Linked DNA regions of Homo sapiens: region 2 is linked to region 1. A link is an interaction called in ENCODE POLR2A ChIA-PET data of the cell type or tissue named here. Cell type or tissue: GM12878. All regions are shown on one strand. Each heading gives the region's core, and the rest is flanking DNA. Links, peaks and the distances in the headings are about the cores only. Region 1 overlaps TRAFD1 (TRAF-type zinc finger domain containing 1). Region 2 overlaps HECTD4 (HECT domain E3 ubiquitin protein ligase 4).

The links. Peaks named below come from ENCODE experiments on the same cell type or tissue, not always from the same donor. Only the 100,000 strongest peaks of a DNase experiment are listed, where the experiment ranks them.
Region 2: POLR2A ChIA-PET joins it to region 1 with 5 read pairs; 5 of 35 experiments call an interaction of 5 or more read pairs at or near these places.

Annotation. Positions count from the first base shown.
Region 1 is chr12:112,128,594-112,137,115 of GRCh38, forward strand. TRAFD1 (TRAF-type zinc finger domain containing 1) reads left to right here. Exons shown (of 12, transcript NM_006700.3): 2 at 1,918-1,976; 3 at 6,145-6,280; 4 at 6,420-6,473. The coding sequence starts at 1,930. Among named protein-coding and RNA genes, the nearest start is that of TRAFD1, 7.3 kb to the left of the region's middle. RefSeq lists an enhancer at 2,121-2,170. In GM12878, for the core only: no CTCF peak of the experiment used is centred there; a DNase peak (open chromatin) is centred at 1,998; H3K4me3 peaks cover 2,614 bases; H3K27ac peaks cover 3,637 bases.
Region 2 is chr12:112,362,156-112,370,677 of GRCh38, forward strand. All of the region lies in intron 1 of HECTD4 (HECT domain E3 ubiquitin protein ligase 4), which reads right to left. Among named protein-coding and RNA genes, the nearest start is that of HECTD4, 16 kb to the right of the region's middle. In GM12878, for the core only: no CTCF peak of the experiment used is centred there; no DNase peak of the experiment used is centred there.

The sequences.
Region 1 (8,522 bases), core at 137-8,136:
AAAATAAGACTGTTGACATCATGTACCTTCTGATATAAGGCACTGAGATGAGCACAACATGATTTCTATGGTGTTCTTGCCAAAAATATATAACCTGAATTTAATCATGAGAAAATATCAGACAAACCCAAATTGAAGGATATTATATAAAATAACTAGCTGGCTGGGCACGGTGACTCATGCCTGTAATCCCAGCACTTTGGGAGGCTGAGGCTGGCTGGTGGATCATATGAGGTCAGGAGTTTGAGACCAGCCTGGTCAACATGGTGAAACTCCATCTCTACTGAAAATACAAAAATTAGCTGGGCATGGTGGTGCACACCTGTGGTCCCAGCTACTCAGGAGGCTGAGGTCGAGGTTGCAGTGAGCCGAGATCGCAGTGAGCCGAGATCGCACCACTGCACTCCAGCCTAGACAGCAGAGTGAGACTCTGTTTAAAAAAAAAAAAAAAAAAAAAGCCAGTATGCTTAACAAGGTCATGAAAGAGAAGGAAAGACTGAAGAACTCTCCCAAATCAAAGGAGATTAACTACAAGTAATAGCCAAATGCAGTGTGTGATCCTAGATTGAATGCTGAACCAGAAAAAGGGTGGGATGGTGATTTTTTTTTTTTTTTTTTTTTTTTTTGAGACAGGATCTCACTCTGTCACCCAGGCTAGGGTGCAGTGGTACAATCACTGCTCACTGCAGCTTTGACCTCCTGGGCTTAAGTGATCTTCCCATCTCAGCCTTCTGAGTAGTTGGGACCACAGGTGTGTGCCACCACGTCTGGCTAATTTTTAAATTGTTTGTAGAGAAGGGTTTCACCATGTTGCCCAGGCTGATCTTAAACTCCTGGGTTCAAGCGATCCTCTTCAGCTCAGCCTCCCAAAGTTCTGGGAGTACAGGCATGAGCCCCTGTGCCTGACTTGTTGGTGAAATTTGAATGAATTCTATAGATTAGTTACTAGTATTGTATTAGTGTTAATTTCCTCTATTTGATAATTTTACTATTGTTATGATGCTTTTAGGGTAATTGGATGAAGTCTGTAAGGGATGTTATTTTATTTTTATTTATTTATTTATTTTTGAGACGGAGTCTTACTCTGTCGCTAGGGTGGAGTGCAGTGGCACGATCTTGGCTCACTGCAACTTCTGACTCCCTGGTTGAAGCGATTCTCCTGCCTCAGCCTCGCGAGTAGCTGGGATTACAGGCATGCGCCACCACACCCAGCTAATTTTTGTATTTTTAGTAGAGATGGGGGTTTCACCATGTTGGCTAGGATGGTCTCGATCTCCTGACCTTGTGATCTGCCTGCCTCGGCCTCCCTAAGTCCTGGGATTACAGGTGTGAGCCACTGCGCCTGGCCAGGATGTTATTATTATTATTATTTTTGAGACAGGGTCTCACTCTGTCACCCAGGCTGGAGTGCAGTGGCATGATCATGGCTCTCTGCAGCCTTAAACTCCTAGGCTTAAGCATTCCTCTTGCACATTCCTCCTGCCTCGGCCTCTCGAGTAGCTGGGACTACAGGCACACATCACCATGCCTGGGTAATTTTTTTTTTTTGTATTTTTTGTAGACATGACGTTACCCCATGTTGTGGCCAGGTTGGTCTTAAACTCCTGGGCTCAAGTGATCCGCCTGCCTCGGCCTCCCAAAGTACTGAGATTACAGGCATGAGCCACTGTACCCAGCCTAGTAAAAGTATTTTATTTTATTATTTTTATTTTTTAAAACTCCCTTATCCAATAAAATTATTTTAAATTGAAAATTTTAAAATAAGAAAATCCCAAGGGACTGGATATTGAATAAAATGCTTTAACATGCAGGTTTGGGTGACAGTTTCTGTATACTAGTTTTTTATTTGTTTTTTTGCATGTCATCTTTAAAGCAGAAATGAAAGAGAAAGTTCATGTCTTCCTTTGTGGTTTTCAGGAAGAGCTAAAGATGGCTGAATTTCTAGATGACCAGGAAACTCGACTGTGTGACAACTGGTAAGACATTAAATCTAAGAAATGTTAGTGGAATGAGGACAGTCAAGCTTAATCACTATCATTTCCTGATTTAAAAACTGTTAGTGAAGACTGGCACAGTCTTGAGTTAAGCTTTCTATTTTGGTGTTTATAACCCACATGAATTACAAGAAAGAGCATCTCTTTCCTGATGAAATGAAACCGGTTGTAAAGTTAATAATCAGCTGGTTCCTGTTGGGGTTTTCCTAAGAACTTATCTTGGTATCTTGGTGCTATACAAGTGCTGTTACTGTAAGCTGACAAAAAAAGCAAAGCAGAACTGTCTGCTATGTTTATTACTTTATTTTCCTTCACTGGGTACTTCTTTCACAATGTGCTATGTTTACCTTAGCAAACTGTGGTAGAAAGAGATGTGGAATAAGGAAAATAGTTTAACTCATTGGTGGAATATTTGAGCCAAATAACATTTTTGTCATCATCGTTGTCTTTTTCTTTCTTCTCAGCCTAACTTTGGCAGAATTAGAATATAATTAGAGCAACAGCTGGTTACAATATTCTTTACCTGCTTGGAATTAAGATTTCATCTCATTGTAGGTGTCTTGCCATATTGTAGAGTATTTCTGCTATGCCACTATCACTTTCTACCATTTCATAAACTATTTTAGTTTTGTTTGGGTTTTATATGTATAGCTACTGAAACAGAGTAATCAGAAACAAATAATCAAAAGAAAACATGATTTTGTAAGAAAAGAGACACATTGGTTTTTAGCATTAGTTAAGATACACCTATTTTATCAGTCCACTCCAATTAGGAGGAATCTCAAGCCTAGGACAAAATATAAATAACTATGCTAAGAGAGTTAAAGGGTGAGTTAATGGAAAGCTAGTGAAAAACAATGCTATTCAAAGCCAAAGAAATTAAAGAAAAAAGCAGATTAGCATAGAAGGCTGACTAAACCTGTAAAGAATTAATTTCTGGCTGTTTGTGTTTAGTGTTTGGAAAGTTCTTGGGAATTTTTCTGGAAGCTTTGGTTTGCCTTTCAGCTATTTCTATCTAAATGAAATTTCACCTCTAATTTGCTAGCCCTTCCTTGAGACTTTTAGCAGTTTTATCTGGATACGGAATTGTGTGCTCATTTATCTCACTTAAAACATCTTCATTTTCTCCGAAGGTAGGAAGTAAGCATATTAGTATTTGGTCTGGTTGGAATGTTTGGTAGGAATATGTTGGCAGTTAAATTTTAAAAGAAAAAAACCCAGCAGGCAACTGTTTTATATAATTGTTGCAAATATCTTTTTTATTTCAGCATTTCCTAAGAGGTGAATATGTGCAATAGTAAATGCTTTGTGGTCTTACTTGACAGCTGCTTTTGATTCTTGTTGCTTCATATTATGATGGTGTGGTCCTTAATATTTTTTGTTTTAATTCTAAAGTTTTAGGGGCCTTGTGTATGTAGTATGTCAACAAGTTATCCTGAACAGCCTTGTAAAGTAAATGCTAGACATTTAGTGTCTCCATATTTACCATTAAAATAAAAATTATTGCCAATATTATGAAAAAGGAACCCAGGTTTTCTACACCCTAAGCAGTAATTACTGGCTTTAATTTTCATGGCATTTGTACATACATGATTTACAATCACAATATAACATTTCTTCTTTCACTTTGTTGGTATACTATATGTAACTTAGCTATTCCTTTCTTGCTTAGGTATTTTTAATGACTTTCATTTTTTACCATTCTATGATACTGTAATGAAAATATTCATACATAATCCCAAGAGTAGGATTATTGTGTTACAGAGTATATAATTTTATGGTCCTAGAAATGAATTTTCAGACTGTTTTTAGGCAGTTTATACTACCACCAGTAATGTATTAAAGTATTCATTTCACAACATCTTTAAAAAGTTGGGATGTATTATTTTAACTAAATTAATTCAAAATGAGTAGTTTCCTTAGAAAGCTAAAAATTTGAGAGAAATATGGGAAGTTAAATCTGTCAGTAATTTTCCTCTTTATCCATTTGAGTTTTCTTCCCATCTCTCACAGTTGATTGTTCTGTCACCTTCCAGTGCTGCTTTGAGAGCTGCCTTGGGGTCCCTAGCTTGATAATTCCACCACTGGATGAAAATGAATTTGCACTTCCTTGGTGTCTTGGTCTTTCAGTTTGGAAGAATGACTATAGCTGGAGGCACATCATTTATCCTACTTCAAAATGTTTCTTAGACAATGTCTGAATATTAAAGGTTATTAAAAGAGAAATAAGCTATTTATAATTTAGTATGGGAGACAGTTCTTCTAGTATTCAGCTTCAGAGGCAAAATATGGTATTAAATAATGTGTTTTATGACTATCTGTATTGATCCTGTTCAGTATTTTATTTTTCTGAATTATTGTTATACGTACCTTCTTTAATGTAGTTTTTAGCTGGTGAAATTGGAATTTTACAATGGTCCTATCCAAATAAGTAAAAGTAAGGCCTTTGAATAGAATGTACCTTTAGTTCGAGTACATGTATAATCTTTTCATGTTTAAATGGTCTTACTCTTTCATGTAACATTATCACTTTACCTCCTTAATTTGTATAGCTTAGATATGATCTTTGAACCACTAAACTAAGTGAGAAAGGCAAAAATGAAGTGGAGAGACCAGACTGGTGGAGGAAAGGGTTCAGGATTTCATTTTTGTACAGCTTTACAGTGAAGTTTCTACCAACCCAGCCAGAGAGCATGTTCCTGTAGTCAGGAAGCATCCAGCCTGCTTCGAAAGGCATGTGAGGCATACAGGAGACAATTTCCCCTTCCCCTTTGACTGTCCAAAAGCTGGAGTCTTCTCTTTTTGGTTTGACTTTTCATGGAATAAAATCCAATGAAATTAAACTACTTAAAAGTGAGAGAAAATCAGTGGTAGGGTGTTTTTTCACTTGTTTTTGTTGTTGTTTTGGTTTGTTTTCTGTTTTAAAATAATCCTGGAGCGTATCACTCTGCTTTGGGACATGGATGGTTTTGGAATAGCCTAGCTCCACTCTTTTTGGCATCTGACTTCATGTTGTGATCAGCTCTGACTTTGAGAAAGTAAGGCTGAGCTTTTAGATGTAGTAGTGCATAGCACCGGTAACTCAGAATGTTGCACAGAAGAGCCTTCAGGATTTAGTTCTTTTTTTTTTTTTTTTTGATACGGAATCTTGCTATCCCCGAGGCTGGAGTGCAGTGGCATGATCTCAGCTTTCTGCAACCTCTGCCTCCCGGGTTCAAGTGATTCTCCTGCCTCAGCCTCCCGAGTAATTGGGATTACAGGTACCCGCCACCACACCTGGTTAATTTTTTATATTTTTGGTAGAAGCGGGGTTTCACCATGTTGGCTAGGCTGGTCTTGAACTCCTAACTTCAAGTGATCTGCTTGCCTCAGCCTCCCAATGTGCTGGCGTTACTGCACCTGGAAAGGATTTAATTTTTTTTTTTTTTTTTTTTTTTTTTGAGACAGAGTTTTGCTCTTGTTGCCCAGGCTGGAGTGCAATGGCACGATCTAGGCTCACTGCATCTTCCGCCTCCCGGGTTCAAGCGATTCTCCTGCCTCAGCCTCCTGAGTAGCTGAGATTACAGGCATGTGCCGCCACACCTGGCTAATTTTGTATTTTTAGTAGAGACGGGGTTTCACCATGTTGGCCAGGCTGATCTCGAACTCCTGACCTCAGGTGATCTGCCCGCCTCAGCCTCTCAAAGTGCTGGGATTACAGGCGTGAGCCACGGCGCCCGGCCAGTTTTTTTTTTTTTTTTTTATAGCAACCTCTGCCTCCTGGGTTCAAGCGATTCTCCTGCCTCAGCCTCCCGAGTAGCTGGGATTACAGGTGCCCGCCATCACGCCTGGCTAATTTTTATATTTTTAGTAGAGATGGGGTTTCACCATGTTGGCCAGGTTGGTCTCGAACGCCTGACCTCAGGTGATCCGCCTGCCTCGGCTTCCCAAAGTGCTGAGATTACAGGCATGAGCCACCGCGCCTGGCCAGGATTTAGTTCTTGAAAAGCAGGAATGGTAATAGTCATGAGTTTGTAGGCTAGGTATTCACTAAAGATAAATAATGGAGACTAAAGATTGGACAGGACAGATTTCCATGTGATGCCACTGTGCAAGAAAAGGCATAGATTAGTCAGTAATGCTTGCCTTTTTCTTTGGTCTATTTCCGTAGCAAAAAAGAAATTCCTGTGTTTAACTTTACCATCCATGAGATCCACTGTCAAAGGAACATTGGTATGTGTCCTACCTGTAAGGAACCATTTCCCAAATCTGACATGGAGACTCACATGGCTGCAGAACACTGTCAGGTGAGCCACCAAGTACTCAAATGTTTATACATGTGTTATACTTGCTGTTGTTCGTAAATGTATTCTGTTTGCTATTGTGCAATAGCAAATGAGCATATTGTCCCAAAGCCAATTTACTGATTCTCACTTCTTACTCTAGGTGACCTGCAAATGTAACAAGAAGTTGGAGAAGAGGCTGTTAAAGAAGCATGAGGTTAGTCCATGGAGTGAGTTACCGTGGGCCCAGTCCTGCTGAGATTACAGACCCACATGCAGAGCAGGAAGCCAGTCTGGTTGAGTGTTAGTTCTCCGTGAGCTCACATGCATACTGTTTCTCAAAGCCTGTTTGAGGCCTTGACTATGTAACTGCTGCCAGATTCGGCTACCTGGCTGTTGGAACTCACTTGTGTATGTTGAGACTCGCGAAGTATCTCCCTTTGGAACTGAGTCTATTATTTCTGTTGGGGTTTGGTTATTGGCAGCCTCACTGAATATGAAGCCAGCCCTAGAGTTGCCAGTATGGGATAACCTCTTTAGCACACAGCCTGCCTTACAAGCTGTCATTTCATTTAAAATTCTTTTTTGTTTGTTTGTTTTTTGAGACGGAGTCTTGTTCTGTTGCCCAGGCTGGAGTGCAGTGGTGTGATCTCGGCTTACTGCAACCTCTGCCTCCCAGGTTCAAGCAATTCTCCTGCCTCGGCCTCCTGAGTAGCTGGGATTATAGGCGCCCACCACCACTCCCAGCTAATTATTAGTAGAGACGGGATTTCACCATGTTGGCCTGACCTTGTGATCTGCCTGTCTTCAGCCTCCCAAAGTGCTGGGATTACAGGCGTGAGCCACCACATCTGGCTTCATTTTAAAATCTTGAACACCTGGATAACATGCTATTTAACCTAAGAAATTCCTCAGCATTTGGTGAGAGAGAATAGAGTATCATTTGCTCGCTAGTTGAGATAAAACTGGCCAAAGGTTTTTTTTTTTTTTTTTTTAAATACAGACAGGGTCGGCTGGGCATGGTGGCTCATGCCTGTAATCCCAGCACTTTGAGAGGCAGAGGTGGGCAGATCACTTGAGGTCAGAGTTTGAGACCAGCCTGGCCAACATGGTGAAACCCTGTCTCTGTTAAAAATACAACAATTAGCTGGGCGTGGAGGTGTGTGCTACTTGGGAGGCTGAGGCACGAGAATCGCTTGAATCCGGAAGGCAGAGGTTGCAGTGAGCCGAGATCGCGCCACTGCACTCCAGCCTGGATGACAGGGTGAGACTACATCTCAAAAAAAAAAAACCCAAAAAATAGAGACAGGTGTTGTCTCTATTGCTGTGTTGCACAGGTTGGTCTTGAACTCCTGGGCTCAAGTGGTCCTCCTGCCTCAGCCTCCCAAAGTGCTAGGATTACAGGCATGAGCCACTGTACTCAGCCCAAAGTTTTTTTTTTTTTTTTGAGATGGAATCTTGTTCCCGTCTTGCAGGCTGGAGTGCGGTGGTGCAGTCTTGGCTCACTGTAACCTCCACCTCCCAGGTTCAAGCGATTCTCCTTCCTCAGCCTCCTGAGTAGCTGGGGTTATAGGCGTGCTCTACCATGCCTGGCTAATTTTTTTTGTATTTTTAGTAGAGACAGGATTTTGCCATGTTGGCCAGGGTGATCTTGAACTCCTGACCTCAGGTGATCCACCCACCTTGGCCCCTCAAGGTGCTAGGATTAAAGGCGTGAGCCACCATGCCCGGTCATTTTTCTTTTTTTTAATTAAAAACCTTTTTTAAGAGACACAGTCTCACTCTGTCACCCAGGCTAGCATGCAATGGCATGATCATAACTCACTGCAGCCTCGAATTCTTGGGCTCAAATGATCTACCTGCATAGGTGGTACTACAGGTATAGGCCTCTATGCCTGACTAATTTTATTTATTTTTGTTTTTCATAGAGTTGGGGTCTTGTTATGTTGCCCAGGCTAGTCTCGAACTCTTGGCCTCAAGTGATCCTCCCTTCTTGGCTTTCCCAAATGTCGAGATTACAGGCGTGAGCTATGGCATCTGGCCAAAACTGGCCAACGTTGAATGAGTATGTTAATTCACCAATTTAAAAATCCAGCCGGGCGTGATGGCTGATGCCTGTAATCCCAGCACTTTGGGAGGCTGAGGTGGGTGGATCACAGGGTCAGGAGTTCGAGACCAGCCTGGCCAATATGGTGAAACCCCGTCTCTACTAAAAATACAAAAATTAGCTGGGCGTGGATACGCACGTCTGAAATCCCAGCTACTC
Region 2 (8,522 bases), core at 451-8,450, 230 kb after region 1:
TCTGTACTCAATGGGACTGTGCTTATGTACACAACTGTATATATCTGTTTGAAAAGATTTCCGTTTCAGTTGTTTCAAAGCTGTCCCCATTGATCTGCTAACAGAGCTGAAGCTGCCCTGGGTGATATCCTTGCTTTTTGTTTTCTTTTGTTTTTCTAACATGTTAAGTTTCTAAGTACTTCATACTTTAATATTCTCAAAAATACCACCTTCATCACCTGGTGGACTATTGCCTTATGGAAGTCAATATTCTCCAGAGTGAACAGTAAGGGCTCTGTGGAAGCCAACCTGCAGGCCTCCTCTATGGGAACACAAGGAAGCTATGGAGACTGCAGTGGAGTGATGGGAGGGAGGGGAGCACATCAGGAGACCAGGTCAGAGAGGAATCTGCCTACGCATCACTCATACGTGCACTCACTACCTCTGGGGAGCATCTAAGTAACTACTAATACTGGCTGCTGCTGGGAAGTTGGTGGTGGTGGAGGCAGGTGGGGAGCGTTATGTTAGCAAGGAGACATTTCCCTGTATTCTCTCTTGAACTAATTCTAAAATTTTTTTTTTTTTTTGAGATGGGGTCTCATTCTGTCAACCAGGCTGGAGTGCACTGGCAAAATCAGCTCACTGCAGCCTCAAACTTCCAGGCTCAATCAGTCCTCCTGCCTGAGCCTCTAGAGTAGCAGGGACTACAGGCACACATCACCATGCCCGGCTAATTTTTGTATATTTAGTAGAGACGGGGTTCCACCATGTTTGCCAGGCTGGTCTCGAATTCCCGACCTCATGTGGTCCAACTGTCTGGGCCTCCCCAAGTACTGGGATTACAGGCATGAGCCACTGCGCCCAGCCTCCCTTATGCTTTTCTACATCTTCTAAATTTTCAAAAATTCCTCTAACATTTTAATTTTTTTAAATTTTAAGCATTTTGTAATGTTTTAAATAAATTATAATCAATAGTTTTATTACGCTAATCAGTAATTAGATTATATTAAATCTTAAAACTTCTGTAACAGTTCCATTCTTTTTTAATTTTTTAAAATTTATATATAACATGTAATATGTATTCATGTGTATATAAAATTTATATATGTGTGTATACACACAAGCATACACACACTCTCTCTCTCTCTCTTATATATAAAGATGAGGTCTTGTTGTGTTGCCCAGGCTGGTCTCCTGAGCTCAAGCAATCCTCCCATCTCGGCCTCCCAGAGTGCTGGGATTACAGGCATGAGCCACCTTGTCCGGCCCAGTTTTCAAGGTACTGCTACTCAATAAAAGTGGCTTAATGGACATAGAATAGGTTTACTAAAAACCTAAAAATGTGCAAAATAAATAGAATAGTGCTCAAGTTCACTACTTGATCATAGAACAACTAAGTTAAGCAAAAAATTCATTCAAAGTCATTAATATTTTTAGAACGATGATCAAAGCAACATATTTTCAATTAACTCCATCTAACTAGCTATTTTCAGAAATCTCTCTGGAATTCATTATTCTCTACATAAAATGCACTATGCTCTATACAAAAATCAAAGGTCAGGCCAGGTACAGTGGCTCAGGCCTGTAATCCCAGCACTTTGGGAGGCCGAGGCAGGTGGATCACGAGGTCAGGAGTTCAAGACCAGCCTGGGCAACATGGTGAAACCCCATCTCTACTAAAAATAAAAAAATTAACCAGGCAGTGGTGGCGTGCGCCTGCAATCCTAGCTACTCAGGAGGCTGAGGCAGGAGAATTGCTTGAACCTGGGAGGTAGAGGTTGCAGTGAGCAGAGGTTGCAGTAAGCCGAGATCGTACCCCTGCACTCCAGCCTGGATGACAGAGCAAGACTCAATCTCCAAAAAAAAAAAAAAAAAAAAAAAAATCAAAGGTCGTGACCCCACATTACTTATCTAGGTTCCAATATTAAAAATATTAATAATATTACAACTGTTGAGAAGTGTTTCCTTCTTATCTAAAATGCAAAATGGGCTGGGCACGGTGGCTCACGCCTGTAATCCCAGCAGTTTGGGAGGCTAAGACAGGTGAATCACCTGAGGTCAGGAGTTCGAGACCAGCCTGGCCAACATATAGTAAAACCCCATCTCTACAAAAAATACAAAAATTAGCTGGACATAGTGCCACACATCTGTAGTCCCAGATACTTGGGAAGCTGAGGCAGGAGAATCACTTGAACCTGGGAGGCGGAGCTTGCAGTGAGCCGAGATTACGCCACTGCACTCCAGCCTGGGTGACAGAGCAAGACTCTCTCTCTCAAAAAAAAAAAAAAATAAATAAATAAAAGGCAAAATGTATGCCAGGAGCAGCAGCTCAGGCTTGTAATGCCAGCACCCTGGAAGGCCAAGGCAGATAGATAGCTTCAGCCCAGGAGTTTGAGACCAGCCTGAACAACATGATGAAACCCCATCTCTACAAAAACACAAAAATTAGCCAGCCGTGGTGGCATGGGCCTGTAGCCCCAGCTACTCTAGAGGCTGAGGCACTTGAATCAATTGAGCCCGGGAGGTCCAGACTGCAGTGAGCCGTGACTGCGCGCCACTGCCCTCCAGCCATGGACAACAAAGCGAGACCCTGTCTCAATAAAAAAATAAAAATTTTAAAAATAAAAAGTGTAACTGCAATTAAAATTCCTAGAGTCTCATGTGAACTACTTTAGTTCATCAAAAATAACTACCTATTCTTATTTTATTCTCCATTAGTGAATTTTTCCTGACCTGTGTCCTCAACTTATGATCTTATTTGATCACAGAGCCCTAGAAGGCTTGTGGGGCATAAGATCTTGTCACAACTACTCAATTCTGCTTTGTAGCATGAAGGCAGACAATATGTAAACAAATAGGCTGATTATGTTCCAATAAAACTTTATTTATGAAAACAGCTAGTTGGCTGGATATGACCCTGAAAGCCAGTTTACTGACCTCTATCTAAAAAGCGTTATCTAACAGAAATACATAAAACACATATGTAATTTAATATTTTCCAGAAGCCATGTTAAAAAAGGTAAAAATAAACAGATAAAATTAATTCTAGTATTTTTAATTTAAATATATTTTACTTAACCCATTATATATACAAATCATCATTTCAACATTTAATCAATATGGATTATTACTAGCCGGGTGTGGTGGCATATGCCTATAGTCCTAGCTGCTGGGGAGGCTGAGCCCAGGAGTTCAAGGTTACAGTGAGCTACGATAGTGCCACTGCACTCTGGCCTAGGTGACAGAGTGAGACCCTGTCTCTAAAAATGTAAATTAAAATTAAAAATAAAATATTACCACTGAGTTCTTTTAAAATTTTTTTTGCATGAAGCCTTCACAAATCTGATGTGTATTATACTTTCAGCACATTTCACTTCTGACCAGCCACATTCAACTGCTCAATAGCCACATGTGGGTGGTGGCTACCAACTGGACAGTGCAGTTCTGGAGGCTATTTAAGTAAAACTCCTGAACCTTGACAATACTAATGTAAAACAACAATCTGAACAACAAAAGAAACTGCAGGCATATAATTGTACTCTATAAGTGGACAGAAGCAAAAATGCATTTAGATTTTAAAAACAATGTTTCTCTTGGGATAGCAACTGTTACTGCTGCTTCTTTGTGTTTTTTTTTTGTTTTTTTTTTTTTTTTTGAGACAGGGTCTCCCTGTGTTGCCCAGGCTGGAGTGCAGTGGAGCGATCTCGGCTGATTCACTGCAACCTCTGCCTTCTGGGCTCAAGTGATCCTCCCACCTCAGCCTCCCGAGTACCTGGGACTTGGGTGTATACCACCACGCCCAGCTAATTTTTTGTATTTTTAGTAGAGACCGGGTTTCACCATGTTGCCCGGGCTGGTCTCAAACCCCTGGGCTCAGGCGATCCACCCGCCTCAGCCTCCCAAAGTGCTGGGATTATAGGCAACAGTTACCGTTTGAGGTTACCTGTTTAAAATGATTAGCAGTATAAGATACCAATACTAACAAAATTTTATTAAATTTTATTCGCATACTTTCAGCTGACCAACATTCTCCCTCAGACAAGAGGGGAAAAACCCAAAATACCTGGTGAACAAAAAAAAATTGTTCCATTTTGGCAGAGCACAGTGGCTCACATCTAATCCCAGCACTTTGGGAGGCCAAGGTGGGTAGACAACTTGAGCTCAGGAGTTCAAGACAAGCCTGGGCAACGTAGTGAGACCCCCATGTCTACAAAAAAATTTTTTTTAAATAAAAAATTAGTAAGGCATGGTGGTGTGAGCCTATAGTCCCAGCTACTTGGGAAGCTGAGATGGCGGGATTGCTTGAGCTCAGGAAATTGAGGTGGCAGTGAGCTATGATTATGCTGCTGTACTCAGCCTGGACAACAAAGTGAGACCGTGTCTCTTAAAAAAGACATTGTTCTTTTTTGAAAAAATTGCCTGTTGCTGGGCGCAACATTCTTAATTATTTCAACATTAAAAAAAAGAAGAAGAAAAAAAAGAGCGCCTGTAATTCCAGCACTTTGGGAACCCAAGGTGGGCAGATCACCTGAGGTCAGGAGTTAGAGACCAGCCTGGCCAACATGGTGAAACCCCATCTCTACTAAAAATACAAAAATTAGCCAGACATGGTGATGGGCACCTGTAATACCAGCTACTTGGAGGCTAAGGCAGGAGAATCGCTTGAACCCAGGAGGCGGAGGTTGCAGTGAGCTGAGATCGCGCCATTGCACTTCAGCCTGGGCAACAAGAGTGAAACTCTGTCTCAAAAAAAAAAAAAAAAGAAAGAAAAAGAAAAAGAAAAAATTGCTTGTTACTATTTTTTTTTTGTATCGTACATGTGGGTACACTGCCAATACTACTTGGGTTTGTTGACTGCCTTCAGAGGGAGAAAATGCTAAATTTTGGCTGGGTGTAGTGGCTCACGCATGTAATCCCAGCACTTTGGGAAGCCGAGGCAAGCAGATTACTTGAGGTCAGGAGTACGAGACCCGTCTGGCCAACATGGTGAAACCCCATCTCCACCAAAAATACAAAAATTAGCCAGGTGTGGTGGCGCACACCTGTAATCCCAGTTTCTTGGGAGGCTGAGGCAGAATCACTTGAACCGGGGAGGTAGAGGTTGCAGTGAGCCGAGATTGTGCCACTGCACTCCAGCCTGGGTGACAGAGTAAGACTTGGTCTCAAAAAAAAAAAGAAAGAAAGAAAGAAAGAAAGAAAGAAAGAAAGAAAGAAAACAAAACAAAAGGCTGAATTTCAGCTAAAGGTATGTGAAAATAAAGATACATATTTTCTTTCCCATCCAAGGTCACAGATGCCATGAATTCTATTCATGGATCCCATGCATCTCTGAATCCTATTTAGGTTCAGAACCCCTGAGGGAAAGGAAAGTTTATTTATAAACTCAACTGAAAAAATGCTTCCGGCAGGGCCCAGTGGCTCACGCCTGTAATTCCAGCACTTTGGGAGGTGGAGGTGGGTGGATCATCTGAGGTCAGGAGTTCAAGACCAGCCTGGCCAACATGGTGAAACCCCATCTCTAATAAAAATACAAAAATTTAGCTGGGTGTGGTGGCATGCACCTGTAATCCCAGTTACTTGGGAGGCTGAGGCAGGAGAATCGCTTGAACCCGGGAGGCAGAGGTTGCAGTGAGCCAAGATCTTGCCATTGCACTCCAGCCTGGGCAACAGAGGGAGACTCCATCTCAAAAAAAAAAAAAAAAAAAAAAAAAAAACGCTAACACGTCATAGAGATAGAAGGTCCAGATTTTCTACTCTGCCCCATAAATAGCTACATCTATTGTATTAGACTTTACACAGTAGAAATCATAACACAAACTACAGAGCACAAAGCAAATATAGTAAACATTGAAAAGATCCATTACAAATACAAACTGAATGTTAATATTTTGTTAGTATAAAACCACTACTTGAATGCCGAATCTGTAGTTATTAGCATTACTAAACCTACAATTTGCATAAAATACTTTGCAAATTATGCATCTTATTGTTAATCTAAAATTGCTACACACTGTGCTCTGACCTAGTAATTCAGCCAACTGCAGGTTTTAGTAAAAGCGCTAGGGATCCAAATGTGTCCACTCCAAAGTGTCCCATCATGGAACATTAATTATTCACCAAATGTGCTTAATAGCACTTTCTAAACTACAAGCTCCATGCAAATATTCAACATTATTGGGAGAGGATTCATACAGCACTATTAAAATCCCTCGAAATTATAAAGTAGTAACAGTAATAAGTCACAGAAACACTTTAAAAATCACTACAAATTTATAATTTACCAAACTATCAAACAGATAACACTTTAAATACTGAAAATTATTTCGCTTCCTATAAATTGATATTATCTTTAAATAGTAGATTATCTTTAAAATAGCAGATTTAAAGAAACAGCAGAAGACAATTATAGTATATCCACAAATTACTATGCAGACATTAAAAATTATATCTTTAAATCTTATTCAAAATGTTCCCAGTAAGTAATCACAGGATCCAAAACTGCAAATAGCATATAATCCCAATTTTATCTATATAAAAATATGAGCTGAAGAAGCAAATAATAAAAAATTAATTTCGTTCTGGTGGAATGGTGTAATCCCAGGGTATTTATTGTCTCTCTTATACTTTTAGATGTTTTCTCTATTTTCAACAACATCCCTGTATTATTTACTTATAATCAAAAAGGTTTTACATAGCATAAAAATACAATCCACTTAATATAGGTATTTTTCACATAGGTAAAAAAAATGTGGAATCACTCATGTTATTAGCATGTAAGAGAGAAAATTTTCAGGGGCTCTAAGTCCAAATAATCTCCCTCACAACTGCTGTGCATTCTGAGCACACTTCGGGAGCCAATGCTTCTCTTCCCGGTATGTGCAGCTCCCTCGCTCTCCTGGTCTCTGGCACTATCCACAAACCATCACGGAGTAAGGAGTCATTGTTTCCCTCCTGCCTATATATAGACATGGTCTCTGTATTAACCGGATTACTGACCAAAATGAGCCTATGCCGGGACAAGAAGGCTATCAAGCCACAAGAGAGGTGCTCTGAAGTGAACTCATAAGAGCTGGATGGCACTGACAGAAAACTCTGGCTTCTTTGGCTGACCAGGGTTCAGCGTGCATTTCTAGGTACCCAATTACATCCATTGGATGCATCTTTTGGAGCGAAAGTTATTGCCTTATTAAGCAAACCTAGGATTTCTTTTTTTTTTTTTTTTTTTGAGACAGAGTCTCGCTCTGTCATCCAGACTGAAGTGCAGTGGTGTGATCTTGGCTCACTACAACCTCCGCCTCTGAGGTGCAAACAATTCTCCTGCCTCAGCCTCCCAAGTAGCTGGGATTACAGGCACCCACCACCACGCCCAGCTAATTTTTAAAACATTTTTTGTAGAGATGGGGTTTTCCCATGTTGGCCAGGCTGGACTCGAACTCCTGACCTCAAGTGATCCACCTGCCTCAGCCTTCCAAAATGCTGGGATTACAGTGTGAGCCACCTCACCCAGCCAAATTAAGCAAACCTATGAGTTCTAAAATGGCCTCTGAGAGGGTGTGCGGAAAAGAGGTCCTATCAAACACTAATACCGGGACTATAATTGGTAATCACACAGGAGGGCAATTTGGTAGTATCTATTAAAATTAATTTGTCACCAATGACCCAGCAATTCCACTTACCCTAGCGAAATAATCTCAGGTGTGCATGAGCAGGCATGCAAGAATCTGTACTGAAGGACTGTTTTTAAGAGTGAAAAACTGAAAACAACCAAAATACCCATCGTGCTCAACTGAATAATGGCGTCCACCAAAATGTCCACCTACTAATCCTTGGAACCTGTAAATGTGACCTTAGATGGCAAAAGGGACTTTGCAGATGTGATTAAGTTAAAGATCTTGAGATGGAGGGATTATCCTGTATTATCTGGGTGGGCCCTAAATGTACTCACAAGGGTGCTTATAAAAGGGATGTGGGAAGAGTGGGTCAGAGGAGAAGGCGATGTGATGACAGATGAGAGACTGCAGTAACATACTCTGAAGATGGAGGAAACAGCAACAAGCCAAGAAATACAAGTGGCCACAAGAAGCTGTGGAAAAGGCATGGGAACAGATTCTCCCCTAGAGCCTGCAGAAGGAACCAGACCTACCAATGCTTGACTTTTAGCCCAGTGAGACTCATTTCAAACTTTTGACTTCCAAAAATGTGAGAATAAATCCATGTTGCCTTAAGCCACGAAATTTGTGATAATCTGTTAACATGGCAACAGGAAACTAAGATACTCATCAATAGGGAATGTCTAAATAAAACTGTGGCATTTCTAGAGTCTTGTGCAGCACTTAAAAATAATGTGGTAGATATATATATGGAGACACAGAATGATCAAAACATATCCTTGAGTTTAAAAAGAAAGCAAGTTACAGAAAGATATGTCTAGTATGACATCTTTATGTAAAAAAGAAAAAAATAGAATGTGTTATATACACACCAAAATTTTAAAATGGTCTTGAAGAATATACACGAAAAAATTTTCACTAATTTAGCCAGGG